2 separate regions of the Homo sapiens genome follow, and region 2 is linked to region 1. Evidence: chromatin loops called from intact Hi-C (ENCODE). Cell type or tissue: prostate gland. All regions are shown on one strand. Links, peaks and the distances in the headings refer to the core of each region. The heading gives the core; the rest is flanking DNA.

What was found. A loop is a pair of places that touch in the nucleus more often than their neighbours do. Peaks named below come from ENCODE experiments on the same cell type or tissue, not always from the same donor. Only the 100,000 strongest peaks of a DNase experiment are listed, where the experiment ranks them.
Region 2: it touches region 1 in a loop (4-fold over the local background); 74 of 110 quality-filtered maps call a loop at or near these places.

What each region holds. Positions count from the first base shown.
Region 1 is chr14:90,226,991-90,242,668 of GRCh38, forward strand. No RefSeq gene overlaps it. Among named protein-coding and RNA genes, the nearest start is that of PSMC1, 22 kb to the right of the region's middle. In prostate gland, for the core only: a CTCF peak has its summit at 8,539 (motif pointing left); a DNase peak (open chromatin) is centred at 8,551.
Region 2 is chr14:89,966,167-89,981,844 of GRCh38, forward strand. It overlaps TDP1 (tyrosyl-DNA phosphodiesterase 1), which reads left to right. Exons shown (of 17, transcript NM_018319.4): 4 at 1-24; 5 at 1,201-1,256; 6 at 5,009-5,105; 7 at 9,615-9,649; 8 at 14,374-14,466. Among named protein-coding and RNA genes, the nearest start is that of TDP1, 18 kb to the left of the region's middle. In prostate gland, for the core only: a CTCF peak has its summit at 7,248 (motif pointing right); a DNase peak (open chromatin) is centred at 7,275.

The sequences.
Region 1 (15,678 bases), core at 4,463-12,462:
GTTGCAGTGAGCCAGGATTGTGCCACTGCACTACAGCCTCAGCGACAGAGCTAGACTCCATCTCAAAAAAAGAAAAAAAATTGCTAACTTTGACTCACTCATTCTACTTCTAGGAATTTTTCCTACAGAAATTACTAAATGTGGGCACAAAGATTTGTGTACACTCACTGCAATAATAATAACAGTTAATTTGTGCTGAGTGTTTTGCATGTATTATCTCATTTTATCATCAGAAAAGCTCAACGAGATCAATGCTAATTTTATACTTATATTTAAAATGAGGAAACTGAGGCATAAGGGGATTGAGTAACTCATCAAAGACACACCGTATGTGGGCAAGTTTGGATTTTAGCTCTGATCTTTCTGACAGAGTCTCTGCTATCAAATATGAAACCAGTATAAATATAAAAAAAATAAGGTTAGTATAAATTATGGTATATCCAAGAGCCAAAGTATTGCTTTATCATATATTTCTTTCCCACTAGAAGGTCAGCTTTGTGAGGATAAGGACCTTGTCTGGCTTTTTCTTCAATGCTTAAAACAGTGCTTGGCACACAGTAGACTTTCAAAAAATATTTGTTGAATGAAGAGATAAGCCTACATAATAAAATATTGTGAGTTTTTTTGTTTTTTTGAGAAAGAGCTGAAATTGTGGAAAACAGACACTCTTATCATGCGAGTGGTTGACCTGCAATGAAAGGTGCATGCACAGCCTTGCCAGGCGTCTATTGTTAAAGGGAGGGCATTGACTGGAAAAGAATAGGACCCTGCAACTTGGAATGGGGACGTGTGGGAGGACCCTGATGAAGCTGGGGACACTGAGTTTATAAACTCTGATGCAACTTTTTTGCCAAAAGAAACAGTTTCCCCATCCCCAGTAGTGGCAACATCCCCTCCACAACGCACGCTGCCATCAGCCTTTCCACCTTTGAGGAGATAAACCCTGCGCTGCTTGAGGCAACAGTAATGGCCTCTCTTGAGGCAGTTGCCAGGTTGATTATGATAATATTGATTCTCCTCAGGAGCCACCCTCAACACCCCTGTCTGCTTCTAGACCTATAACTAGACTAGTCTAAGTCCTGTCGGGCCCCTAGAGATGAGGTTGAGAGTGTGACCCATGAGGAAGTGTGCTACACTCAAAAAGAACTGCTTGAGTTTTCTGATTTATATAAGCAGAAATCTGGAGGACAGGCATGGGAATGGATATTAAGGGTGTGGGAAATGGTGGAAGGAACAAAGAGTTGGATCAGGCTGAATTTATTGATTTGGGCCCACTAAGTAGGGTTTCTGCATTTAATGCTGCAGCTTGGGGAGTTTAAAAAAAAGGTTCTAATAGGTTATTTGCTTGGTTAGCTAAAATACGGATTAAAAGATGGCCCACTGTGAGTGAGCTGGAAATGCCTGATCTCCCTTGGTCTGATGTAGAGGAAAGGATCCAAAGGCTTAGGGAGATTGGTATGGTGGAGAGGATTAGTCACTTTAGACCTACTCATCCCAGCTGGGAGGGTCCAGAAGGTATGTCCTTGACCAATGTTTTACAAAATAGATTTGTGAGGGCACCAGCTGCATTTTTGAAGATCCCTGTAATTGCTCTTCTCTGTACGTCAGATCTAACAGTGGGAATCACAGGCACTCAACTACAAAATTTAAATGCAATAGGAATAATTGGATCCCGAGGTGGCAGAGGCCAGGTGGAGGCACTCAACTGTTAAAGGCAAAGTGGGCATCGCTACCGTAATGGACAGCAAAGGCAAAGCAGCAATCAGAATATTCTCACTCATGTGGCACTGGCTAATTAATTATGGTGTTCCTAGAAGTGAAATTGATAGAAAGCCTACTGCATTCCTACTTAATTTATATAAGCAGAAAACTTCCAGGTCAAATGGACAAAAGACTAATTTGAATTATAAAAACAGAGAATCATGGCCCCTCAATCAATTTCCAGACTTGAGCCACTTTACAGACCCAAAACCCCTTGAATGAATGGGAAGGCTGGGTCCCCTTGAGGAAGGGCCCCACTACATTATCGACAATTTATGCTGTTAATCTTTCTCCCATCCTCCCCCAAGGAGACCTCCAGCCTTTTACCAAGGTAACTGTGCATTAGGGAAAGGGGAATGATCAGACACTTCGGGGACTATTGGACACTGGCTCTGAGCTGACATTGATTCCAGGGAACCAAAATGTCATTGTGGTACTCCAGTTAAAGTAGGGCCTTATGGAGGTAAGGTAATTAATAGAGGTTTAGCTCAGGTCAGACTTACAGTGGGTCCAGTGTGTCCCTGGACTCATCTTGTGGTCAGTTCCCCAGTGCCAGAAGGCGTAATTGGCATAGACATACTTAGCAGCTGGCAGAACCCCCACACTGGCTCCCTGACTAGTAGGGTGAGGGCTATTATGGTGGGAAAGGCCAAATGGAAGCCATTATAGCTGACTGTACCTAAAAAAACAGTAAATTGGCTGGGCGCAGTGGCTCACGCCTATAATCCCAGCACTTTGGGAGGCCAAGGCAGGCGGCTCACGTGGTCAGGAGTTCAAGACCAGCCTGGCCAACATTGTGAAGCCCTGTCTTTACTAAAAATACAAAAAATTAGCCAGGTGTGGTGGCGGGTGCCTGTAATCCCAGCTACTTAGGAGGCTGAGGCAGTTGAATTGCTTGAACCTGGGAGGCGGAGGTTGCAGTGAGTAGAGATTGCACCACTGCACTCCAGCCTGGGCGACAGTGCCAGACTCCTTCAAAAAAAAAAAAAAAGTAATAAATCAAAAACAATATTGCATCACTGGAGGGATTTCAAAAAAAAAAAGTAATAAATCAAAAACAATATTGCATCCCTGGAGGAATTTCAGAGATTAGTGCCACCATCAAGGACTTGAAAGATGCAGGGGTGGTGATTTCCACCACATCCCCTTTCAGCCATCCCATTTGACCTGTGCAGAAGACAAATGGATCTTGGAGAATGACAGTGAATTATTGGAAGCTTAACCAAGTGGTGACTCCAATTGCAGCTGCTGTACCAGATGTGGTTTTATTGCTTGAGCAAATTAACAATCTCCTGGTACCTGGTATGCAGCCATTGACTCAGCAAATGTTTTTTCTCCATTCTTGTTGATAAGGCCCACCAGAAACAATTTGCCTTCAGCTGGCAAGGCCAGCAATATACCTTTACTGTCCTACCTCAGGGGTATATCAACTCTATGGCTTTGTGTCATAATCTTATTCAGAGAGACCTTGATTGTTTTTCACTTCCATAAGATATCGCACTGGTCATTGATGACATTGATGACATTATGCTTATTGGATCCAATGAGCAAGAAGTAGCAAACACACTGGACTTATTGGTGAGACATTTGTACACAAAATGATGGGAAATAAATCTGACTAAAATTCAGGGACTTTCTACCTCAATAAAATTTCTAGGGGCCAAGTGGTACGGGGCCTGTCAAGATATTCCTTCTAAGGTAAAGGATAAGTTGCTGTATTTGGCCCTTTCTACAACCAAGAAAGAGGCACAATGCCTAGTGGGCCTGTTTGGATTTTGGAGGCAACATGTTCCTCATTTGGGTGTGTTACTCTGGCCCATTTATCAAGTGACTAGAAAGGCTGTCAGTTTTGAGTGGGGTCCAGAACAGAAGAAGCCTCTGCAACAGATCCAGGATGCTGTGAAAGCTGCTCTGCCACTTGGGCCATATGACCCAGCAGATGCAACGGTGCTTGAGGTGTCAATGGCAGATAGAGACGCTGTTTGGCACTTTTGGCAGGCTCCCATAGATGAATCATAGTGGAGGCGTCTAGGATTTTGAAGCAAAGCTCCGCCATCTTCTGCAGATGACTACTCTCCTTTTCAGAGAAGCTCTTGGCCTGTTACTGGGCTTTGCTGGAAACTGAACATTTGACTATGGGTCATCAAGTTACCGTTCGACCTGAACTGCATATCATGAAGTGGATGCTTTCTGACCCATCTAGCCATAAAGTGGGTTGTGTACAGCAGCATAACATCATCAAATGGAAGTGTTATATACGTAACTGGGCTCGAGCACAAGCCCTGGCTGAAGGCACAATTAAGTTACATGAGGAAGTGGCTCAAATGCCCATGGTCTCCATTCCTGCCACCCTGCCTTCTCTCCCCCAGCCTGCACCAATGGCCTCATGGGGCGTTCCCTATGGTCAGCTGACAGAGGAAGAGAAGACTAGGGCCTGGTTCACAAATGGTTCTGCCTGATATGCAGGCACCACCCAAAAGTGGACAGCTGCAGCGCTACAGCTCCTTTTTAGGACATCCCTGAAGGACAGCGGTGAAGTGAAGGGAAATCTTCCCAGTGGGCAGAACTTCAAGCAGTGCACTGGTTGTGCACTCTGCATGGAAGGAGAAATTGCCAGATATGTGATTACATACTGATTCATAGGCTATAGCCAATGGTTTGGCTGGATGGTCAGGGACTTGGAAGAAGCATGATCAGAAAATTGGTGACAAAGAAATTTGGGGAAGAGGCATGTGATGGACCTCTCTGAGTGGTTAAAAACTGTGAAGCTATTTGTATCCCATGTGAGTGCTCACCAACGAGTGACCTCAGCAGAGGTGGACACCACTCAGCCTCTTTCCCCAGCCACCCCTGTCATTGCCCAATGGGCCCATGAACAAAGTGGCTATTGTGGCAGGGATGGAGGTTATGCATGGACTCAGCAACATGGACTCCCACTCACTAAGGCTGACCTGGCTACAGCCACTACTAAGTGCCCAATTTGCCATCAGCAGACACCAACACTGAGCCCTCAATATGGCACCATTCCTTGGGATGATCATTCAGCTACTTGGTGGCAGGTTGATTGTACTGGACCTCTTCTATTACAGAAAGGGCAGAGGTTTGTCCTCACTGGAATAGATGCTTACTCCAGATATGGACAGATATGGGTTTGCCTATCCTGCATACAATGCTTCTTCCAAGACTACCATCCGTGGACTCACGGAATGCCTTAACAAACATCATGATATTCCAACAGCATTGCCTCTGACCAAGGCACTCACTTTATGGCTAAAGAGGTGCAGCAGTGGGCTCATGCTTATGGAATTCACTGGTCTTAGCATGTTCCCCATCATCCTGAAGCAGCTGGATTGATAGAATGGTGGAATGGCCATTTGAAGTCACAATTACAATGCCAACTAGGTGACAATACTTTGCAGGCCTGGGGCAAAGTTTTCCAGAAGGCCATGTATGCTCTGAGTCAGCGTCCAATATATGGTATTATTTCTCCCATAGCCAGGATTCACACATCCAGGAATCAAGGGGTGGAAGTGGAAGTAGCACCACTCACCATCACCCCTAGTGATCCATTAGCAAAATTTTTCTTTCCTGACCCAGTGACATTATGTTCTGTTCGCCTAGAGGTCTTAGTTCCAGAGGGAGGAATGGTGCCACCAGGAGACACAACAACGATTCCATTAAGCTGGAAGTTAAGATTGCCACCTGGACACTTTGGGCTACTCCTACTTTTAAGTCAACAGGCTAAGAAGAAAGTTACAGTGTTGGCTGGGGTGATTGACCTAGACAATCAAGATGAAATCAGTCTACTATTACACAATGGAGGTAAGGAAGAGTATGCATGGAATATAGAGATCCATTAGGGTGTCTCATAGTATTACTATGCCCTGTGATTAAGGTCAATGGGAAACTACAACAGCCCAATCCAGGCAGGACTACAAATGATCCAGACCCTTCAGGAATTAAAGTTTGGGTCACTCCACCAGGAAAAAAAACAAAAACAAAAACAAACATGAGCTGCTGAGGTGCTTGCTGAAGGCAAAGGGAATACAGAATGAGTAGTAGAAGAAGGTAGTCATCAATACCAGCTATGACCACATGACCAGCTGCAGAAACAAGGACTGTAATTGTCATGAGTATTTTCTCCTTTTTTTGTTAAAAGCATGTTTATGCATGTATACACTTGTACTAAGAAAATATCTTCATTTTATTTCCTTTTTTTTTTTTTTTTTGAGACTGAGTCTCACTCTGTTGCCCAGGCTGGAATGCAGTAGCATGATCTCAGCTCACTGCAACCCCCGCCTCCCAGGTTCAACCGATTCTCATGCCTCAGCCTCCTGAATAGCTGGGATTACAGATGTGCACCACCACCCCCAGCTAATGTTTGTATTTTTAGTAGAGATGGGGTTTCACTATGTTGGCCCAGCTGTCTCAAACTCCCGACCTCAGGTGATCCACCCACCTCAGTCTCCCAAGTGCTAGGATTACAGGTATGAGGCACCTTCCCCTACCTCCTTTTTCCTTTATCATGTGACATAAGATTTATTGACTTCATATCAGCATTTAAGCATGGCTAACTTTATGTAATAGCATTTGGGCTGGGGATTGGTGCATTTCTGGTCGTACGAAGGATAGTTGTATCATGTTAGGCATAATTCTGACCTTATTACTGTCTTTATTTGAAGATTGTGTATGATCTCAGGAGATGTGTATGGGTTCAAGTTGACAAAGGGTGGACTTGCGATGGTTAATACTGAGTGTCAACTTGATTGGATTCAAGGATACAAAGTATTGGGTGTGTCTGTGAGCGTTTTGCCAAAAGAGATTAACATTTGAGTCAGTGACCTGGGAAGGGCAGAGCCACCCTTAATCTGGGTGGGCACCATCTAATCAGCTGCCACTGCGGCCAGGATATAAAGCAGGCAGAAAAACATGAAAAGATCAGACTGGCTTAGCCTCTCAGCTTATATCTTCCTCCCATGCTGGATGCTTCCTGCCCTCGAACATCGAACTTCAAGTTCTTCAGCTTTGGGACTCTGACTGGCTTCCTTGCTCCTTAGCTTACAGACAGCCTATTGCAGGACCTTGTGAACATGTGAGTTTAATACTCCTTAATAAACTCCCCTTTATGTGTGTGTGTATATATATATTCTATTAGTTCTGTCCCTCTAGAGAACCCTGACTAATACAGATGGGCTTACTGGGACATAACCCCATTGTAAGTCAAGGGGCATCTGTATCTAACATAGCAAGGAAAAGGGAGCAGGAAGAAAAAGCTTCTATGGGAAGAACAAATGGGTTTCTTTAGAAAGGACAAAAGGGTTTATAGGAGAACAAACGGGAAATAGAAAAGTTTGTGATTGTTTATGCAGAAGTGAGTGGTCTTTCCATTTTCTTCACGCCCATGGAACTCCCCCAGAGTGGGGATTTTTGGTAGGTTTCCTCTTGGTCTCTATCCTGGGAATAGGCCCACCCATGAAGAAGGAATTTCTGGCAGCTTTGTTTCCCAGAAGTTGCTGCTTTTAGTCAGATAAGGGAAGTTCCAAAAGGGCTTCTTTCTGCATCTGTTGACTCTCAAATGTCTTCATATAATCTTAGTAATAAATTAAAATAATCTTCATATCAATTCTGGGGTTCTGAGTAGTCCCCACCATGTTTAAGCTGAGACCTGAAAGTTAAGCAGGAGGAAGCCAGGCAGAAATGTCTCCAAGCAAAGGTTGTACCTCCCCACTCAGGGCTGGCTGAGGCATTGAGTACCTGGATGGGAAGTGGAGTTTAAGATACATCCCAATCAGCTGGGCGCAGTGGCTCCCACCTGTAATCCCAGCACTTTGTGAGGCTGAGGTGGGCGGATCACCTGAGGTCAGGAGTTGGAGACCAGCCTGACCAACATGGAGAAATCCCGTCTCTACTAAAAATATAAAATTAGCCAGGCATGGTGGTGCATGCCTGCAATCCCAGCTACTCGGGAGGCTGAGGCAGGAGAATCACTTGAACCTGGGAGGTGGAGGTTGCAGTGAGCCAAGATCGCGCCATTGCACTCCAGCCTGGGCGACAAGAGCAAAACTCGGTCTAAAAAAAAAAAAAGATACATTCCAATCCTAAAACTCTGGATTTCCTTGAGACAGAAAGAAGGAGATGAAAATTAAAATTGGGGCTCAACATTAGGCTTGGAGTCAGAATGTCTGAGTTAGACCTGACTGCCCATCAACTGTGTGGTCCCAGACAGGTCATTTAATGTCTCTGAGCCCCAATTTCTCATGTGCAAAATGGGAGTGACGCACCAACCTCAAAGCACCGTGGTGAGGTCGGATGAGCCAGTCTAAGAGAGCAAAGAGCGGGCATTCAGCAAGTTTAAGTGGAATCTGAAGTCTGGCTTTAGCTCATCTCTTGGTATCAAGTGCCCAAGTCATGGGCCTGGGGTCCAATGACATGGAGTGGTCTGGCTCCAGTCTGAAAGTGCCAGTCTCTCTCCAGCCAGTCCCGGGTAGCCAGGTGGAGCCTGGACAGAGAGAGGGAGGATGAGCCTGCAGATTGCAGAAGCAGCCCTGAAGACCAGGCTTTGAGCAGGATAGAGGCAAAATACTAGCCTTTCGGCCAAAGGGCTCAAGGGCCACGGTGAGAAAGAGCAGGCCAGCCCCGGGAGTGGGTGGGCAAGGAGCGTCCGGTCCGAGAGCGCCCAGGGCGTTTGGAGGCTCGAGGGGCAGACAAGTGCTCCACAGAGCACTTCTTAGGCAGGGAGGAACCGGCCCCTGCGCGGTATTTGGTATGCGGCGCCCTCTGCTGGTGAATATCTGAACTGCATGCACCTGTCAGAACCCGGGAAAATTCATTCCTTCTTCACAGGAAGCACTCAAGACAGTCACAGGCCGCCCGGGCTCTAAAGCTGAGTTTAGTTTTGGTGGCAGATTACCAAGCCTCAGGTCATTTTACCTAAACGCTTCATTTGAAAAAAAACTTTTAACAAACTTGCCTGCCGGGCACTGTTTTAGGTACATTACAAATGCCACCCAGCTTTTTATTCAAAGTTATGTGAGCAGGGTCTATTAGCATATCCGTTTTACAGATGAGGACACTGGTGCCAGGGCTTACACGCTGACATGTAAGCATGCATGTAAGCTGACATGCGGCAACCGGGGGGCACCCAGGAAGCCCGGCCACAGGGTGCCTGCACTTCACCATTCCAGTACCTGCCCCCCTTTTTTTTCTTTTTGATATAACAGCTTAATTGAGATATAATTCACATACCATACAATTCACCCACTTAAAACTCACAACTCAGCGGTTTTTAGTGTGGTCACAGGTGTCTGCAACCATCACCAGAGTACGTTTTAGAGCATTTTAATACCCCCTCCAAAAAGCCCCTTACCCATTTGCACTCACTTCCCGCCCCCTCCTTCCTACCCCCAGAAAACCACTAATCAATCTTTCTTTTTTCTTTTTTTCTTTCTTTCTTTTTCTTTCTTCTTTCTTTTTCTTTTCTTTCTTTCTTCCTTCTTTCCCTCCCTCCTTTCCTCCTACCTCCCTCCACTCTCTCTCTCTTTCTTTCCTTCCTTCCTTCCTGCCTGCCTGCCTTCCTTCCTTCCTTCTTTCTTTCTCAAAGTCTCTCTCTGTTGCCCAGGCTGGAGTGCAATGGTGCAATTATGGCTCACTGCAGCTTTGACCCCCGAGCTCAAGTGCTGCTCTCACCTCAGCCTCCGAAGTAGCTGTGTCCACAGGCATGTGCCAGAACACCCAGCTAATTTTTGTGTTTTGTAGAGATGAGATTTCACCATGTTTCCTAGGCTGGTCTCAAACTTTTGGGCTCAAGGGATTTGCCTGTCTTGGCCTCGCAGAGTGCTCGGATTAAAGGCATGAGCTACCTACCATGTCTGGCCCACCAACCTACTTTCTGTTCCCTATGACTTCACTTAATCTGAACGTTTCGTATGAATGAGAGCAAATAATATGTGCTGTTTTGTGACTGACTTCTTTCATGTAATGCAATATTTTCAGGGCTCATTCATGTTATGTAGGCATCATACGTCACTCCTTTCATGTCTGAATAATATTCCTATGTATGGATATACCACATTGTGTTTCACATTCCTCAACTGATGGACAGTTGGGTTGTTTGCACTCTTTTGCAATTATGAATAATGCTGCTATAAAATTTCATATACAAGTTTTGGGGAGACATATGTTTTCAGTTTTCCCAGGTATATATGTAGGAGTGGAAATTCTGGCTCGTATGGTAACTATGTTTAACCTTTTGAGAAACTCCTAGACTGTTCTCCTCATTATTCTTTTTAAAGGTAAGAACACTGAGTAAGGCCCCCAGATTCTCTTCCTACCTTCCCCCACCACCTCCACCCCCCAGGCAGTCAGGGGAGGGAGAAGCTTCCTGCTTACTGTGGGTGGTTTCTGTCGAATCTGCTTTCTATGTCCTGAGGTCTCACTGAAGCTTATGAAAGTCAAAAGCAGGCCAGGCACGGTGGCTCATGCCTGTAATCCCAGCACTTTGGGAGGCTGAAGTGGGTGGATCACGAGGTCAGGAGATCAAGACCATCCTGGCTAACATGGTGAAACCCGTCTCTACTAAAAATACAAAAAATTAGTTGGGCGTGGCGGCATGTGCCTGTAGTCCCAGCTACTTGGGAGGCTGAGGCAGGAGAATTGCTTGAACTTGAGAGACAGAGGTTGCAGTGAGCTGAGATCATGCCACTGCACTCCAGCCTGGGTAACAGAGCAAGACTCTGTCTTGAAGAAGAAGAAGGAGGAGGAGGAGGAGGAGAAGGAGGAGGAGGAGGAGGAGAAGGAGAAGAAGAGGAATAAGAAGAAGAAAAGAAGAAGAAGAAAAGAAAAGAAGAAGAAGAAAAGAAGAAGAAAAGAAGAAGAAAAGAAGAAGAAAGAAGAAGAAGAAAAGAAGAAGAAGAAAAGAAGAAAGAAGAAGAAGAAGAAAGAAGAAGAAAGAAGAAGAAAGAAAGAAAGAAGAAAGAAGCTCCCTGTCCTCTGCTTGGTGCCAACCTCCCCATCCCTTCCTGCAGCAATGAATCCAGGACAGCCCAGCTGAATGGGGGAGATGGCAAAGAGTAAAAGAATATGCTGGAGAAACAGCATTGGTGAGTATTTAGAGGTGATTATCCCACCATGCCACCTAATGGGGGAACAACATGAACAAAGAGCAAAGGCAGGCTGGGCACGGTGGCTCACGCCTGTAATCCCAGCAGTTTGGGAGGCCCAGGCAGGCCAATCACTTGAGGTCAGGAGTTTCAGATCAGCCTGGGCAACATGGTGGTATCCCGTCTCTACTAAAAATACAAAAATTAGCCGGGTGTGGTGGCAGATGCCTGTAATCCCAACTACTTAGGAGGCTGAGGCAGGAGAATCGCTTGAACCCAAGAGGCGGAGGTTGCAGTGAGCAGAGATCAAGGCATTCCACTCCAGCCTGGGCCAGAGTGAGACTCCATCTCAGAAGGAAAAAAAAAAAAAAAAGGAACAAAGGCAGGAGTGGAGCTGGAGAGGGTATAGGGGAAATCCAAGGGGCCAAGAGCAGAGAGGAGAGGTGATGAAATAAAAAAATGTGGAGACCAAGGGTGACTGCCTTAGACGCTGCTCTTGGAGGCTGCTTGTGGTCTCCAAGATGCTTGGATAGCTCACCCATGAGTTTTTTTTAAAGTTGAGCACCAAGTCTCATTTGCGTATGCATGTATTTATTATCTATATGTGTAAACAAATCCCCATATGTGTATTTATATACAGACGCCACCATAGAGGTCTTTCCACTTGGATATGCACTTCACTAGGGTCTGGGGATCTATTTCTTGTTCCTCAGTTGTCCCTGTGTTCTCTTTCCTAAAATTTGATCTGAGGACTAAGCTCTGATTTTTTTATCTTGCCCAAATTCCTACCTAAGGGGTCTAGGGAGTCATGCCCTACACCCCATAAATTCTTATCAAATGTGTTTTATTTGACCCTATACATCATGACTTACTTTCCAGTCTGACTTTGGAATAACATTATGAGACAAGGAAAAAATATTTAACCCCAAAATTATATTTCCTTGCCATACCTTGAAATTGCCCTGCAAAGTCTCTTGTGGGAAAAAATTCACATTCTATAGAGAATCCTTTTCCCCTTTGTTTACCTTCCTTTCTTTCCAGATCTAAGAGATAATCAACTAAGATCCAGGCACTCTTTTAGGGCTATTAAGAAACATTTTATAACCTACTTTCTCTCTGAAGCCTGCTATCTGAGATTCCTTTGCACAAACTTGGTCTCCACATCCTTCAGGTTAACCTGAACATTCCTTTCTATTGATCCCAGGTCTTCAGATAAACTCAACCAATTGTCAACCAGAAAATGTTTAAATTTACCTATAGCCTGGAAGCCCCTGCTTTGAGTTGTCCTGCCTTCCTGAACCAAACCAATGTATTTCTTAAATGTATTTGATTGATGACTCATGCCTTCCTAAAATATGTAAAACCAAGCTTTACTCCGACCACCTTGAGCTCATGTTCTCAGAATCTCCTGAGGGCTATGTCATTGGTCATGGTCACTCATATTTGGCTCAGAATAAACCTCTTCAAAGATTTTAGAGAGTTTGACTCTTTTCATCGACAGTAATCTGGCGCCCAACATGGGGCCTCTGAGAAGACTCAGGACCCTGAAGGAGTTGCCTGAAACTGGAGCTAAGGTACCAGCAGGGGCTCACTGAAACCTCACTGAGTTTGAGCTTCTCCTCTGGTGGGACTGGTAAGTCCTCCTGAGCCCTGGACCTCCCATTTTGGTTGATGGTCCTTGATTTATCCTGAGCTGTTTTTCTCTCTCTCTGTCTCTCTCTTTTCTCCTAGAAAGTTGGTTAAAACCTTAATTTTAGTTTCAGTGGTGCATTCAAAAGGGTCTTTATCCATTGCCTTTTCTCTCAAAATTAATCTCAATTGGCTTGTGGGTGCTCTGCGTGTGGAACTGAACAGTTATTTTTCATAAGTAAATGACAGACTGAGTTCCTCAGCTCCAAAGAGAAAGGGCATTTTGCTCCTCCCAGCCGAAAGTCACCTCAGGGTGACTGGGGGCCTTGTGGGAGTGTCTGGGGGGTTGACCAGCCCATGACTTGCAGCAGCCCTATAGGAAACTCCCAACAAATATTAATTTAAAAAGGCTTGTCCAGGAAATGTATGTAAGGGCTGATCGCCCAGCCTTTTAATCCCACTCAGAGGTGACAGACCTCTGAAGAGATAAACTGAGACACGTAAGAGGGTGGAAACGACTCAGTGGTGACACACAGTGGAGTCCTGCCCACAAGCAGCACATATCAGTCCACCACACAAAACCTTAGGCACAGGTCAGTTTTCTTTTGTTTATTTTATTTTTTATTTTTTGAGCCAATATCTCACTCTGTCACCCAGCCTGGAGTGCAGTGGTATGACCTTGGCCCACTGCAACCTCTGCCTTCTGGGTTCAGGTGATACTCCTCAGCCTCCCAAGTAGCTGAGATTACAGGCATTGCCACCATTCCCCGTTAATTTTGGTATTTTTAGTAGAGACGGGGTTTTGCCATGTTGACAAGGCTGGTCTGGAACTCCTGATCTCAAGTGATCTGCCCGTCTCAGCCTCCCAAAGTGCTGGGATTGAAGGCATGAGCCACTGGGCCTGGCCAAGTTCCAAAAAAAAAAAAAAAAAAAAAAGGAAAATAAACCCTCCAAAACAAGAGGAAAGGCAAGAAGAGTGGCCCCCTATGGGCACCCAGCTGGGTTTAGGTGTAATAATTGTGGCCTCTTTACTTCCAAGTATTTATGTAAATGGGCAGATCTTACTAAAAATGACCTAGGTCTAAGTTTCCAAAATGGGGAACTTTTGATATCCCTAAATTGATTTTCTTGCACTCCAGATTAGAAAAATTAGGCTACAAAATCAAAGAAAATGAATGGGAATTGTACTTTAGCTGGCACCTAGAATTGTCAAAAAGAGGGAATAATAAGCTTCCCTCCCTCCAGGAAGTTAATTAAAAGTTTTTCGAAACTGTCTCAGAATTAAAGAAATTAGTAGAAGCCACCTCTGAAATCAGGAAGGCTCCAGAAACTGTCTCTCCTTCTGCTCCTTTTGACCCTCTTCTCTCTGAACTTCCTTTTCTGGGCAATTTCATTTTTCCTCCTCCTTCCCCTACTCTCTTGCTTCAAGCCACAGAGGGACCAGAAATAGCTGGAGAAAATAACATTGTAGTTGTTCCTTTTAGAGTAAGACCCACAGGCAGAGGGGATCCTAACATAATGTATAAACCCTGGACCAAGTCAGAGTTAAAGGCCCTGGTATCTGGATTCCCCAATCCGAGTGAAGATCCCTTTGGATTTGCTAAGGAATTCCAATTAATGCTTTAGACTTATGATCCGGGGTTCTCTGACCTGTATCAGCTGATCGAGTTAGTGGTCCCCAAAAAAAAAACTGAAGAATGGTTTAGAGCAGCAGATTAGAAATAGCCTTTAGAAGATTTTGACAAAATAGATGCAACTGGAAGAGAGAGATGCAGAGAAGCTTTGCATTTGCCTCCATGAAACTGTATCACGGATATTCCCCAAGGTCATAGATTGGGCAAAGGTGCAACAATGTAAAATACGCCCAAATGAAACCGTACCTGACTTTTATATCAGGTTTGAAAAGACATTCAAACAGTTTTCAGGAATACCTCCTGAAAACTTTGAACGTGGTAGAAGTGACATCTTACTAAATTTTGGGTTTATTCAAGGTTTAGATAAGGAGTTAGCAACCCTAATAAAGAGGAACAATGTGGCTTGGGCTTCCTTGCCTACTAGCCACCTAGTTACCTTAGCTGACCAATTGTCACAAACAATCATTAAGAAAGAAAAGGAAACAGTCTCCAAAATTATGAGTTTACAACTAAAACAACTTAGTAACCAAGTTGGGAGCTTGCAAGGGTCCCATGGTCCCCAGAGATCTAAGCTACCCCAAGAGGAAGCAATTTGCCACCACTGCAAAAAGAAAGGACTTTTGTTGTTGTTGTTGTTGTTGAGACAGAGTCTCACTCTGTTGCCCAGGCTGGAGTGCAATGGCACACAGTCTGGCCTCACTGCAACCTCTGCTTCCTGGGTTCAAGTGATTCTCTTGCCTCAGCCTCCCGAGTAGCTGGGATTACAGGCGCACACTGCCATGCCTGGCTAATTTTTTGTATTTTAGTAGAGATGGGGTTTCACTGTGTTGCCCAGGCTCGTCTCGAACTCCTGAGCTCAGGCAATCCACCCTCCTCAGCCTTCCAAAGTGCTAGGATTACAGGCGTGAGCCACTGTGCCCCACTGTGCCCAGCCAAGAAAGGACATTTTAAAAAAGAATGCAAAAAACTTAAATGGGTGCTTACACAAAGGGGGCAAAAGACCCCAAAGGAAGGCACCAGAACAATTCAAAAATCAGAATAGGGATGTTCTGAGGGAATAGAGATGGCTTTCCTCCTACTTCTATCTAATGCTTTAGGAGAAGTAGAAATATTCATAAATGGGGAAGATACCAAAGTCCTTGTCAACACCGGCGTTACACTGTCAGTTTTTAACCCTACCTTGATTAAAGACCTTTTCCCTTGGAGTAAAGAAAAAGTCTAAATGGTAGGGGTTTCAAACTCTCCTATTGTAGCCTTTAAATCAAATCCCCTTCCATTTCAATCAGGAAAACTAGTGGGGCATCACGTTTTTCTTCTAGTAGATAGTGCCCCCTTAACACCTGCTGGGTTGGGATTTCCTAGTGACCCATAATGCTCACATCTCATTTTTACAGAGGGAGAAATGAAATGGTTCTCAACTTGGAACACACAGAAGACTTAGAAAAGCCCATATGTAATGTTATGATTGGGAAAGTTAATCAAGATTCTGGACAGGAAAAATTAGAACCTTTCTTATCTAAGGTACCAGATTCCTTATGGGCAAACTCTTCCACAGA
Region 2 (15,678 bases), core at 2,785-10,784, 260 kb before region 1:
GGGACGCTTGTTTCTTCAGCTCAGGTGAGTATACCTTTAAGCTGTTTTTTCTTTGGGTGAAAGTAGACAGGTAATTAAACAACTCCATAAGAAAATATGAGAGGCATAGTTTGGGGATCTCAGTCCTGTTCAAAGACTGAGATGGCACATACCTGGAGGCTGGCTCAAGTGCCACAGTAATGAGATCCATGGCCATCAACATAGAATGGGGATGTCACTATCAGGAGAGCATTTGACTCAAGTCAGCCTCCGCTGGCCAAGAAGTCACTTTGGACATTCCAGCTTGAAAGACTAGAATGGGACACTTCTTTTGGGGATACTGATTAACTCATGGGACTGAGTTAACTCTGGTGCATAGAGTGGTGAGGTATGGATAGAGTGGTGAAGGCCAAGTCAAGTTTGATTTAATTTAGAAAAATGTGAATTTTCATGTTCAGTGGCTCCTTCCTGACTGAGCTAGTCCCTTTGTCTTGATAAATCATGTAATGGTCCAGACCCACAAGTAAGTGGTCCAAAGGGCCCTGTCCCTGAAGAAAGGCAGGCTTCCTTTATGTTTGGTTTGGCATTGAAAGTCCTGGTTTCCATTTGGAAGGTGGGGAGCATTTGCAAATGCCCTGTTAGCTCGACTGAGTTACTAAGTCCAGGATTACCCAGGTATGGGGAGGAGCCTCCACGGGTAAGACCAGTACAGAACTTGCATTTAAGATGTAATTGTTAGAAGCCTAGTGAATGTCTGGTCCCAGGTGGCTGTGTACAAAGCTAGCTAATAAGTTAGCCTGAAAGGAAATGTTCTTTTCTGAAAGTCCTGGGATCTTTGTCTCCAGTATCTGTCTTTTTATAATCACCTAGGGGAAAAGGGATAAATTTATAAATCCTTTTATTTAAATTAATCTCAGGGCCATTAGACATAATGTAATAACACCCTGCGGACAAGTACAGATGCTGCCAAAACATGCAGAGATAATTTCCTGGGAACCTGTTATCTCATGTACTTGGCTCCATTTAGGTTCTTTTAACCATGCATTTAAGATAAATTATAGGTTTGTTAGTATTGCAGCATAACCCTCCAGGTTTATAAATAATACATGTAGTGTATCACTATTTTAGAGTTTCCTTAAATGTAATAACTAAACAATTCTCCTTATGAACTGTTTGGCAGAATTACCTATGGCTTAGTTACTCTTCTTTTCTCCCATCTAGTTTAACTACTGCTTTGACGTGGACTGGCTCGTAAAACAGTATCCACCAGAGTTCAGGTGAGTTCCTCAGGGTGACAGACAACACTATAAACTGTAAAGGGGCTTTGACACCTAAGATTTGTATTTCTCAGGTGAAAGCCACTCATCTTTTGAGTTTTTCTTTTGAAACTGTTGAAATCACACAGACATTAAGTTATATCCGGAAAACAGCATTCTTTGATCTATTTAATCCTACACATTCTTTTTACGGATTTTAGCATTTTCCTCTGTGCTCTTTCAGGAAGTAGATAAGGACAGGCTTTAACTCAAATAACAGAATTTCATGTCCAGTCTTAATATGAAGGAAAATACCATCTCCACATACCTTCTAGATCTGTGAATGTGCCAACATGCCGCCAACGTGCCATGCTTTCCGTAGCACATCAATTCTGTTCTGTTTTGAGGATCCCTTTGTGTTTCTGAGATGAGGAAAGGAGGCTTATCTGTGGCCTTCCCTTATCTAGGCTCTGGAGGTGATGGATTTTTAGGCCTTCTGCCTGCACTTCATCAGCCTCATGTTAGGCAATACAGACCAAATAGGGCATCACACAGGTGCCACCCTTCCCTATTTCTAACACATTTACGGGGCAGATTCCCATAACAGCAAGTAGGATGGAGGAAAACACACAAGAAATAATGATTGTCAGGGTCCTCAAAATTCTTGGTACATTTAGGGCATCAGATTGTGGAAACCTTTGACATTAACAGTAGATAAAATGCTGTTAAAATTTTTCAAGCAGCTTTGGCACTTGGGGCTTTTTTTTTTTTTTTTGACCTGTAACACACAGAATTAGTTTTAGCTGCATGTAAAAGAATATTCAAAATAACAATGGCTTAAATAAGACAAATTGTTTCCAGCGTGACACATTCAGATGGTAAACATTTATGGTCTAGATGGGGGCACCAGGGTTCTCAGAGACTTATCCACCTACCCTTTCTGTTCCACCATCCTTGTATGTGACTTCAGTTTTCAGAGTCACCTCGTGGCCCAGTATGGCAGCTAGAGCTCCAGCTTACTCATCTATTCCAGGTAGCAGGAAGGGGAAAGGAGGAAAAGGACAAAAAGGCCCACATTCTAGCTATGCCCATCTAAGCAGCCTTCCTGGAAGTCCCACACAACACCTGCATCTATTTCATTGAGCAGAGCTCAGCTGCATGCTAACCAGCTGTAAAAGAGGCTAGAAATGTCTTTTAGCTTAGCACACCTTTTCCTGAATTAGCCTTTTGTTAGGGAAGGAGGAGAGAATGGCTGTCTGGAGGCAACAAGCAGTTTCTGCCTTGGCTCCTCCTCGCAGTAGTATCCTTGGGTGTCACATTGGCATTTTCTGTTCTTCCTCCCTTTTCTTAAAGACCTTGAAATCAAACTGTCACCCCATTAGAGTGTTGGCAAAGTGCAGACTGCAGTTCCTTTGTATCTGTTATGAGTTAAATTATCTCACCCCCAAAAAAGATCTGTTGGAATCCTAAGCCTCAGTACCTCAGAATGTGATCTTATTTGGAGATAGAGCCCTTACAAAGGTAATCAAGATAAAATGAAGGCATTAGGATGGACATTAATCCAGTATGACTAGTGTCCTTATAAAAAGAGAAATTTGGGTGCAGAGACAGAGATAAGACCATGTAAAGACACAGAACGCCATTTACAAGCCAAGCTCCTAGAAGCTGGGAGAGAGGCTTGGAACAGATGTGCCTCACAGCCTCAGGAACCAATCCTGCCAGCACCTTGATCTTGGACTTCTCGCCTCCAGACCTGTGAGACAATATATTGCTGTTGTCTAAGCCTCCCAGTTTGTGGTGCTTTGTTTTGGAGGCCCTGGCACACTAATACAGTATCCACTGGACTCTCAGTAACTAAAGGGACGAAAGTGTCCTCCTTCTCCCTGCATCCCCTTATTGCCAAATGCATCTTGGGAAGGCTATTACGAGCCTTAGAAGGATGAGGAGTGACCTAAATGGTAAGTTTAAGTAACATCCAGAATTTGTATGTAGAAAAATTCAGATCATAAGGATTTATACCTCAGTATGCTATTGTTCAGGTGCCATCTTTTTGTAATAAGTCGTAGAACCAATAAATTTGAAAGAATTAATGAGGACTTCAGTTTCTATCAGTCATATTTAATCTTTTTAATAACATGACTTGATCTAACATTTTTTATTTCTAGGTGCTAGATGCACGTGTGTTTCTTACATTATTCTGTTTTTCTTACCTAATTTCTAAAAATCACAGGTGCGTGTTTCATAGTTTCATTTTACCTGTCATGTTAGAATAAAGCTATTGGGCAAGAGGTAGTGAGGTATTAGTACTGGAAATAGATGTTTCTCTCTAGTTGATTGTTGTTCCTTTGTGAATGGTAGAGAATCATTCTGCAGTGTGATTGATAAATGTGGAAGTGGGTCGGTTGTTTATCTTTCTTGATTGCTTATATCCAATTTTTGTTGTGTTGGGAGAGCTTGTAGAAATATACTTATTTCTTTTTTTTTTTTTTTTTTGAGGCGGAGTCTCGCTCTGTCGCCCAGGCTGGAGTGCAGTGGCGGGATCTCGGCTCACTGCAAGCTCCGCCTCCCGGGTTCACGCCATTCTCCTGCCTCAGCCTCCCAAGTAGCTGGGACTACAGGCGCCCGCCACTACGCCCGGCTAATTTTTTGTATTTTTAGTAGAGACGGGGTTTCACCGTTTTAGCCGGGATGGTCTCGATCTCCTGACCTCGTGATCTGCCCGCCTCGGCCTCCCAAAGTGCTGGGATTACAGGCGTGAGCCACCGCGCCTGGCCGAAATATACTTATTTCTAAGGATTATCTTGCTTTGAGTTAATCAGAACAAGAATCCCTCAAAAGCCTTTTTAATGTATTCTTGAAGAGTGTTTTTATATTATATTTGGAATTCAAAAATATAGCATTTTCAACGTAGCTTGGGCTCTGTTTCATTGAAATCTAACCACCCATTAGTGAAGCTGCGTCATGCTGTGGGCCTGGCCTGGGCCTGTTCTCTGTTGTATCCTGGGTCTAGCTCAGTACATAGCACACAGGAGGAGTTTGGTGAATATAGATGTGGTGTGAAATGAATCCACCGTGTGGTCCAAAAGAAAAAGCAAAAAGCACTATATTATATAATAATTATTATATATCTTTAATTTATTTGGACTTAAATATTTTAACACAGAACTACTTATGTGCCGTTTTGGGCCAAAGAAGATAATTATTCAAGGACTTTCTTGAGTCATTACCCCTCTGTATTACAACAGAGCTGCAGAATCAGGCCATGTAGCCCCATTATAAAGGTATCTGGTAAATGAACATTAGCTTTTCACTGCTCTGTGTTAGCCCTGTCTTCATTCAACTACAAAGGCCGGAAACATATCGAGTGATAAGGAAGCTAGCATTCCTTAATGAGGCGAGTCCAGCTTCATGAATGATGTATTTTAATTAATTTATTTATTTATTTATTTATTTTTGAGACAGAGTCTTGCTCTGGCACCCAGGCTGGAGTGCAGTGGCTCAATCTCGGCTCACTGCAACCTTCACCTCCCAGGTTCAAGCGATTCTCATGCCTCAGCCCCAGAGTAGCTGGGATTACAGGCACGCACAACCATGCCTTGTCTAATTTTTGTATTAGTAGAGACGGGGTTTCACCATGTTGGCCAGTCTGGTCTCGAACTCCTGACCTCAGGTAGTCCACCTGCCTCGGCCTCCCAAGGTGCCGGGATTACAGGTGTGAGCCACTGAGCCTGGCCATGAATGATGTATATTAAATACTAATGCTCTCTTTTTAGGAAGAAGCCAATCCTGCTTGTGCATGGTGATAAGCGAGAGGCTAAGGCTCACCTCCATGCCCAGGCCAAGCCTTACGAGAACATCTCTCTCTGCCAGGTAAGCCACTTACTGCCGTTGGAGAGCACGCGTAGTCTGAGTTAGAAGGAAACTTAGACATTTAGTCCACCCTCTCACTTAGTGCAGAAATCCTCTCTCCAGCATCAGTCATCAATAGATATTTGTCTAGCCTCAGCTTAAACACTTCCTGAGATAGAGCATCCCATTCATAGTACTCCTCAGGGTTGGAAAGGTTTTTCTTTTTGTGGGCCTGAAGTCTTCTTACTAATTTCTACTCATTGGTCTTAATTTTCCCCTTCTGGAGCCACACAGAATAAGTAAGTCTTTCATCTTACACATGTCAGTGATTCATATATCTAAAGTGATCTGTCCTGTCTCCCTTCGTTTTCTCTCTTTAATTCAAACATTCTCTTTCTTCAGTTTTACTCAATGTAGTATGGATTCTGAGTCTTTCCGCAACCTGCTAGTGCTCCCCTGGTTGCATGTAGCTTGTCAGTATGCCTGTTGAAACCTGGGTTTCAACACTGAATAGGTCCTCTGGATGTAGTTCAGTGGCTGTGGGTTTCTTTTTGTGAGTATCCTGTGAGTGCAACTTAAAACTTGTAGTTTTTTGTGACACCTTATGTAACTTATATTAGCTGCCATTGACACTTCAACGGTAGTCCTTCAACTGTAGTTCTTTTTTTTTCACATGAGTTGCATCTAAGGTCTAAACAGGAGAGACCCATAGATTAAAAAACTGTTAGGAAACTATGTGAGTCGTATGCTGTGTATGATCTAAGTCCAATGTGGAGACATTAAGTGGTCTTGTAACAGGCATATCCACTTGGTTTGCTAGGACCAAAGCAAAGCAGAAAAGAAAGCTATGTTAGTTTGTTCTTGCACCGCTATGAAGACATACCTGAGACTGGGTAATTTATAAAGAAGAGGGGCTTAATTGGCTCACGGTTCTGCAGGCTGTACATGAAGCATGGCTGAGGAGGCCTCAGGAAACTTTCAATTGTGACAGAAGGTGAAGAGGAAGCAGGCACATCTTACTTGGCCGGAGCAAGAGGGAAGAGAGGGGGAAGAGCTACACACTTTTATCAAACAACCAGATATCATGAGAACTCTCTATCACGAGAACAGCAAGGAGGAAGTCCACCCCCATGATCCAATCACCTCCTACCAGGCCCCTCCTCCAACATTGGGGATTATAATTTGAGATGAGATTTGGGTGGGGACATAGACCCAAACCATATCAAAGGCCAAGAAACGGTTATTGCCCAGTTTCTTTATATATTCCCATAATTTTGTCCTAATACTTTGCAGTTAGCATACAATGTGGCCAGTGAGTCTTGGACTTTCATTAGGATCCATTTCTTTAGACTCATCATCTAAAAAGATCTTCTATTACACGTGGCGCATTTTGAGCAAGAAACATGCAAAGTAGAAAGGAAAACAAGGAATACAGAAGAATTTCTCACATTTATGATAACTACTTCCTATAGAAATGGTGATTATGAAGTAGCTGGTGTAATAGTCACCTTTTCCTATTTCTTTTGGCTGTATTCGTTTGTTATGAGAAAACACGAAAGATGCTTTTTATAGCCCTTTTCTTTCCTTATCGTTAGCTTAGTGAAATTGGCAAAAGATTTCTGCTCTGCAAGTACAGAGACAGAGTGAATTACATCCTTTCTGGATTTTTTTTCTCATTTTCCTTCTAGTGTCTTTTTTCCCCATCCACAAAGATGTAAGAATTCCAACTCATATTGTATCACTCTTTTTCCAACTATATATGATATCTTTGTATTTTTTTAAGATTAATACAGTACAAGAGCTCAATCTTGTTAGTTTAAACATACCTCACAACATTTTCCTTATGATTTAACCCACTGCACTTTATAGAGTTGTCATTTTAAAAATGCCTTCTATCCAACATGGGCTCATCTCATGCCCATAGATGTGCCTTTGCTTCGCAGTTGCCAAAATTCCATTGTTTTGCTTCTATTTCCAGCAACATAAGAGGTTATACTGCAGTAGGATAGCTCCCATCAAACCTTATAGTGGGCAGAAAGTAAACTGACACAGAAATCCTGAAAACCAGTGACTAAATGAATGGAAATAAAGTCTTTTTCAAATATTACCTACCTGTGCTCGTTTAGGAGAGTGGTTCCTGTGCTTGATAGTGTGTTCCAGGCTGGCCACCAGAGGGCATAGTGAGCCACTTCTTCCAAACCTCTTGGAAAGAGCTGTGAAGAAGCTCCCAACTCTAGGCTGACGTACAGGATTGTGTCCTCCTGATCTCTTGAAGCACCTTTATACCTTGTCTGTAAGATAAAGTCTTTTTCTAGCAACGTGAGTCATTGAAACTGAGACACATTAGTCAGAGAATCGGTGGCTGCTGACCCTCTCCCATTTTGCAAATGTGGGACCTAAGGGCAGACATTGAGACCTTGTGGTGGTCAGAGTCACATTGCCTGGGCTCAGTCCCGGCTCTACGTGTGTGTATTAGTCTGCTTGGGTGCTATAACAAAATTACCTGGGTGACTTTTCTTGGACTTGGGTCGCTGAAACAACAGACACTTATTTCTCACAGTTCTGGAAGCTGGGAATTCAGGATCAAGGTGCCAGTCAGTTCAGTTCCAGGTGAGGGCTCTCTTGCCAGCTTATAGATGGCCACGTTCTCACGGTGTCCTCATGAGGGAGAGGGAGGAAGACAGACACATAGGCTGTCTGGTAGCTCTTGTATAAGGACAGCAGTCCTGTTGGATCAGGATCCCACCCTTATGACCTCATTTAACCTTAATTACCTCCATAAAGTCCCTCTCTGCAAATAGTCACATTGGAAGTTGGGGCTTCAACATATGAATTTGGTGGGGGACAGAAGTGTTTAGTCTACAACACTTATTCTGGGCTTGTCACTGGCTTGTCACCTAATTTCTTTATCTTTGAAATTGATTGCTAATGCTGTTCATCCTAGAGTTTACTAAAGGACTTGGTGCACTAGCCCAAAAACAGCACCCAGTAAACAATATCTATTGAAGCTATTATCCTTGTTTTTTGTGCTTAGACTTACCCAGAAGCATGTAACTTTTAGCAAACGAAACAAAAGCCAGGTCTCTTGACCATTGTTCTTTCTCAGCTAAATATCAGTTTATAGAGTGGCAGTCTTCCTTCTCATTTGGTAATTTTGAAAACATGAAATAGAGTTCCCTGCACTTTCTTCTGTGGCCAGAATGCACAGATGCATGCTGGTCTGTGAGCATCTCCATTCCAAACAGGAGCTGTGTTGTAACTCACCTGTGTATTCCAGTCGCCCATTACTGCCCCCAGCAAAGTTTCACCCATGTCATGTGGTAAGGAGGCTGGGGTAGGTAGTGGGGAGAGGTTGCAGTAGTGATTGCCACGATTATAGAGTGCCTATTGCATGCAGGCCCCCGTTGCTCAGCATTTTACATATGTGATCTCGTTCCTGACAACTCTGGATCTCAGAATGGTACCGTTTTAAAGAGGAGAAAGCTGAGGCATAGAGTTAGATGTATTTTCCAGAGTCATACAAAGTTGTGAAGGCAGGATTTGAGCCCATGTACTGCGTTCCTAATTGTGAAACTTTTACGGTTATTTAAACTCTTTCATAATCTGCATCTTGTGACATATTCTGCTTAACCAAGATCTGGCATTAGTGGGTATTAGATAACATGTTTTCTATATACATACCCTCCATTAGTTTGTAAAGGTGTCATTTTATAACATGAAAATGGATTTCATATGTTTTTATTTTCAGCACTTGCTATGCTAATATAAGAACATTTCTATTTTAATTTAACATCCTAAGTCTTTATGTTGCCACCACTTTCAGTGTTTCTTTTTTTGTTTTTGGAGACGGAGTCTCGCTCTGTCACCCAGGCTGGAGTGCAGTGGCGCTATCTCAGCTCACTGCAAGCTCTGCCTCCTGGGTTCACGCCATTCTCCTGCCTCAGCCTCCTAAGTAGCTGGGACTACAGGCGCTGGCCACCACGCCTGGCAAATTTTTTCATATTTTTAGTAGAAACGGGGTTCCACTGCGTTAGCCAGGATGGTCTCCATCTCCTGACTTCGTGATGTGCCCGCCTCAGCCTCCCAAAGTGCTGGGATTACAGGCGTGAGCCACCGCACCTGGCCTTCAGTGTTTCTTTTAAATATGCTCTGAAAACTGTGTACCATTAATTTCTGTATAAGCCAAATATCTAAAACTTTGCATAGAGACTCACTTGTTTTACTAGTTTTTTGTCAACTAAAGAATTTAGGCTTCTCAGTCCTAATTACTGTAATTAAAAATGTAGTATATATTCTGTAGTGTATAATCATTCTGGGTAACAAAATTTGTGTTTTTTTTTTTTTTTTTTTTAATGAGCGTCCCCAGATGCTATTATAAAAGCTGTCTTGTTATTCAAGGGCTTGCCTGGTAGAGATCAGTAAAAATAGTTTTAAAAAAAAAAGTTGACCTGATTGCTTTCTAATGTAATTTCCAGTAGATATGGATATTAGTGAGTTGTTTTTAAATAAATGACTTCTTTTTCATCCTAGGCAAAGTTGGATATTGCGTTTGGAACACACCACACGTAAGCACTTTTTGTGAAATAGGGGAACCCCTCAAGCATTGTCATTTGTCCATTACACGGTTATTCTTAGGAGAGACTGAGCATGGTAGGCCCACCTAGGATCTAGCACAGCGATGCTTAACTGAGCCTGGGGGAGCTATTCTTTTATTTAATGCTCTTATAAAAATTATTTGGTCTTTCCTTTTAATTTTATAGATCAGGAAACTGAGGCCCAGGTTTAGGTATGTGATTTTTCCTTGGGCCAGTAGTGGAGACAGGAATAGAACCTATTTATTCTAACTTTAATTAATATATACACACAATTTTTCAAGATGTGGTCTCACTCTGTTGCCCAGACTGGAGTGCAGTGGCATGATCACAGCTCACTGCAGCCTCCAACTCCTGGGCTTAAGCAATCCTCCCACCTCAGCCTCCCGAGCAGCTGGGACTACAGGCACACGCCACCATGCCTGGCTAATTTTTTTGTAGAGACAGGGGTCTCACTTTGTGACCCAGGCTGATCTCGAACTCCTGGACTCAAACAGACCTCCTGCCTTAGCCTCTCAAAGTGCTGGGATTACAGGCATGAGCCCCTGTGCTGGCATTAACTTTAGCTTTAAATTTGTTCTTGTTTGCTCATTGCTAAAATTTACCTTATTATTTCCTTTGGTCCATTCACCACTACCCCCTCGCTCCTACACACATACTTTGCAGGTTAAACTCAACAGAGCTCTTTTTTTTTTTTTTTTTTTTTTTTTTTTAGACAGAGTCTCGCTCTGTTGCCCAGCCTGGAGTGCAGTGGCACAATCTTGGCTCACTGCAACCTCCATCTCCTGGGTTCAAACGATTCTCCTGCCTCAGCCTCCCAAGTAGCTGGGGTTACAGGCCACTGCCACCACACCTGGCTAACTTTTATATTTTTATTAGAGACGGGGTTTCACCATGTTTGCCAGGCTGGTCTCAAACTCCTGACCTCAGGTGATCCACCCTCCTCTGCCTCCCCAAGTGTTGGGATTACAGGTGTGAGCTACCATGCCTGGCCAAGAGCTCTTAATTCAGAGTTTAAAATGCCTAGGAGGCTGGGCGCTGTGGCTCATGCCTGTAATCCCAGCACTTTGGGAGGCCAAGGTGGGTGGATTATTTGAGATCAGGAGTTCGAGACCAATCTGGCCAACATGGTGAAACCCCATCTCTACTAAAAATATAAAAATTAGCCGGGCAGTAGTGGGACATGCCTATAATCCCAGCTACATGGGAGGCTGAGGCAGGAGAATCGCTTGAGCCTGCAAGGCGGAGGTTGTGGCGAGCCAAGATCATGCCACTGCACTCCAGTTTGGGTGACAGAGTGAGACCCTGTCTCGAAAACAAAAGAAAATGCCTAGGAAAGTAATTACAGTTGAACTTTTCCCAATTAAGTATCTGTAGTTTACATTTTGTTGAAATGACATTATCTTGTAGAAGATTGAGCTCGTGTCTTGAAATTACTTTTAGTTGCTTATTTAAAAAAAAATTTTTTTTTTGTTGAGACAGTCTCGCTCTGTTGCCCAGGCTGGAGTACAATGGCGCAATCTCAGCTCGTTACAACCTCCGCCTCCCAGGTTCAAGCAATTCTCTTGCCTCAGCCTCCTGAGTTGCTGGGACTACAGGCGTGTGCCACCACGTCCAGCTAATTTTTGTATTTTTAGTAGAGATGGGGTTTCACCATGCTGGCCAGGCTGGTCTCGAACTCCTGACCTCAGGTGATCCACCCGCCTCGGCCTCCCAAAGTGCCGGGATTACAGGCGTGAGCCACCGCACCTAGCGTATTTTTAAAATGTTTTAAGAATTAAATACTTCTTATGTTCTTGACACAGCTCAAGAGGATATAGAGTTTTTATTCTTACAGCTTTTTCTTTGGTGAGAGAAGCAAGACAAACATGTGAATTAGAAAAGGAGAATCACCTTCCAGATCATAGTGATGGAGGGTAAACTGCCTTCCCCACCTCACAGGGTAGAGCTAGAAACAGTGAACGAGGCAGTCTTTGAGACTGCATACACTTTGGCACACAAGCCCTGCTCTGTCCAGTTTTGGTTGGATGCCATGCAATCCCGTGGTCTGTCTCACAGTGTTTTAGAATGGGAAAGCTCTTTGGTTTCCTCTAGAGCTGGGAGCAGAGTTAATTCTTATGGCTCCAAGAATCGATAGAGGGGAAAGAGAAAGCCAAAGCAGCTGAATGTCAAATATCCAGATCCAGGTGGTGGCCAGTAGCAAACCACAGGATGGGCGAGGCATGCCTCTTTCCACTAAGATCTGTAGTCAGGCCCCCACCATGCATCATTTAGTCCTCTTTCCCACCAAGGCCATGTCTCCCCCCACCTCACCTACCCCTGTACCAGTAGCATGAAGTGTTCACCGTTGCTGCCACCAGCCCTGTGAAACCATGTGTGGTGAAAGGAGTGCCCTGGCATCTGGCATTTGTGATCCCAACAAGCTCTTCCGCTGGCCCACTTTGTGACCTTGGATAATCCCTGTTAAATGTCCAGCTGTAGATTCCACAATTGTAGAATGAGAATAACTCCTCTTCTGTATTGCTGTGAAGACTTGGTGTGGTAACATACGACAGAGCTTCTAGGATGGCACCTGGTAGAGAGGTGCTTGCCATATGTTAGTTCTCTTCCCCCTTTGCAGGAATAGCTGCGCATTTGGGTTGGGTCCCTTTTGCTGCCTCACAGCTTAGCAGACAGTATGGCAGGTCAGCATTCTTCAAGGGAGATCTCATTCCTCACCCTTTTCTATCCATTTTTAACTGTGACCTTATTAACACTACCATTTTGTCTATGAAAAGATGAATATGGCTACTCTCAAGTTCATAATTCTATTTGATAGCATTCATTGACATTAGTGTGTGATTTGCCTGATAATCGATGTCTTGACTAATGGAAATATTTGTAAACGTTCTATCATGAATCCATAACTGACTTATTCTTAATTACAATCAGCTGCTGATTTGGCAACTGTGTATGTAAATTTGCCCAGATTTCAGGGAGCACATTTCACAAATGGAAAGAAGATGGCACAGCAGCTGTCATTTCTCCAGCTTTGCATTAATTTACTGTTTGCCAGCTTGGGTTAATTTCTCGTTTTGGCAAGAGCTAAATATCTCATTCTCTTGTCTCTTCTCGTACCCTTTTTCTTATCTTTTTATGATAATTTCATCCTGCCCAGATAATGTTCATGTTGTTTATTTGGAGAGAGCCAGTGGTTCACTTTTTTTTGCCATGTGTGAATTGAGTTTCATCAGTAAGTATTAAGTAGCATTTTGGCCTCAATAGAAATGATAAAATAAGTCAAGACAGAGTTACAGCCATGAGAAGTGACACTTTAGTTGGAGAGAGAGAACTTAGATTCCTGAAATATTGAAATAATCCTATTGAAAACAACAGGGAGATAAAAATCATCCATTATTAGATGAGAAAATAAAGCTGTGTACCAAAGGAGTAATAGGAATGTACAGGTGAGAGTGTTTCACATTTAACAATTTTTTTTTTTTTTTGAGACAGAGTTTCACTCTGTCACCCAGGCTGGAGTGCAGTGGTGCAGTCTCGGCTCACTGCAACCTCCGCCTCCCAGCTTCAACTGATTCACCTGCCTCAGCCTGCTTAGTAGCTGTGATTACAGGTGCCCACGACCACACCTAGCTAATTTTTATATTTTTAGTGGAGATGGGTTTCACCATGTTGGCAAGCCTGGTCTCAAACTCCTAACCTCAGGTGATCTGCCAGCCTCAGCCTCCCAAAGTGCTGGGATTACAGGCATGAGCCACCGTGCCTGGCAGCAAAATGTATTTTTGCATTTCACTCACAATAGTCCTGAAGTGGGGTTGATCCTTAGAGATACAAGTGGAAAACTGAGGCTCGGGGACATTGAATGGCTTACCTAGGGTCAAAGGGCTTCTAAATGACAAAGTCTGGAGCTCAGGTCTTCAGACTTCAAATGGAAAGCTTTTATCTATATCCTATTCCCTCTCTCTCACTGCAATTAAAATAAGAGAAATGTGTTCGACTAGAGGCCTGGGGAGGTCACATGGAAAAAGAGTGGACCCCACTAAGTCTGATTTGGGTTAATGAAGAATAGGCAAGACTTACCCCAAGCCCAGATAACACACTTTTGACAAGTGTGGCATCTATGGATACAAAAAACCACTAATGGTAATGAAGCATCTTTTAAACTTCTTAAAATTTCAACTCATAATAAGAAATACACTTTACATTTCAGTGTATTGTGCACTAACATACCTTTGTGCCAAAACAAAATTTCATGAACCAGTAATTAAATATATACAGTATACCAATTTATGCTATTTTAGTTGTTTAAAAAATGCCAGCCATGATGCAGCAAGAGGTTGTTGACCATACTTTGAATCTCAAACACCAGACCAGAAGGTTCCAACGGTCCCTAGTAGTAACAGGTAATGCTGAATAGATAATAAGGGGCCAGGCTGGAGGGATGTGAAGTGCCAGGACTGGCACTAGGGTTGAAAGTTCTTTTACCACCAAATACTCAACCTTTCTGAAAGGTTTTCATCCTATCACTTAGGCAGACTTTCATCATGGTAATGTATAGAAGGGAAGATTATAAATGTTAAGTTTGGGTAATATGAGAGTTTAAAAAAATTCCTTTAGCTATGTATTACATTTGCATTGGAAAGGTATTACATATTTTGAAAGTACTATTAATGCTTTTTGATCCTTTGCTGTTTTTAAAGGAAAATGATGCTGCTGCTCTATGAAGAAGGCCTCCGGGTTGTCATACACACCTCCAACCTCATCCATGCTGACTGGCACCAGAAAACTCAAGGGTTCGTAGGGGCCTGCTCACTTCCTGGCAGTGTGTGTGTTGATAAAGGTCAAAAGCCAGAACATTCACTTTATTCTTTTTTCTATTTTTTTTTTAAGTTGTAAAAATAACACACATGGCCTAGAAAAAGAGTTGTATGCAGAAAAAGTTACTGTATTCTTTTACTACCTGCCCCATTCTACCTTCTTGGGGTAACCAGTGTTAACAGGAGCATCATCATCCACAGCTACCTCTGCTGTACATGTAAACATACATTACTATTTACACACAGTAGTCTCTTCCTAGTTTTTAGAGAAGTGGCATCATATACACTCTACAGCTAAGTAGAGGGCACAGCACATGCAGAGATCTGAGGCAGAAAAGGGGTTACAGAATGAAAGATCTGAACCTATTGTTTTCCTAGTAGGATTTACCAGATAGCTTTTGTGATTTCTCCTTACTCATGTACCCACCTGTATTTTTGCTTACCACTTCCCAAACAGGAATCAAAGGAAAAGTTGGGGTAGGGCCTGGTCATGTTAATAGTGTGCTAAATATTTCCCCACTCCCCCAGTTGGTGTATTTTCTTTGAAACAAATTTAAGCTGGTGTCTTTTTAGAGCCTTTAGTGTGTTAATAAAGTTGTGAATCTCCAAGAGAAGAACTGAATACGAAAGCTTTTATGAACTTTTTAAACTACTAACCCTCTGTACTTGGTGCACATATGCTAGATCCAGGTTTTGATCCCCTTTTCAAGAGGGGTTTGCTTTTTAAAAGGGAGCTTTAGGGATTTGCTCAACAAGTTCAGCTATTGTTCTTGATTATGACTAACTTTAATTTTCTTTTGTTTAAGCCATTTTGTACATCTCTGCCTGTGCTAGAGAAGAGCTGGTTAACAAACAGCCTTCTGTGTTGGGAGAAACTCGGACGTTTGTCTAGCACCATTTCCAGGTTCACGTTTTCTCTGTCATCCTCCTCTGCCTCACCCTGCCCCATATCATTGCCTAGCTTGGGCTAGAACTCCTAATTTGGAGTGTATTACTTTCAGCTAAGCTCTGCTGAGCCCAGGTTACATCTTTGTTTTGTTTGTTTTTTTGAGACGGTCTCACTCTGTCACCCAGGTTACAATGCTGTGATGCGATCACGGCTCACTTTAACCTCAACCTCCTGGGCTCAGGTGATCCTCCCACCTCAGCCTTCTGGGTAACTGGGACTGCAGGCACGTACCACCACAC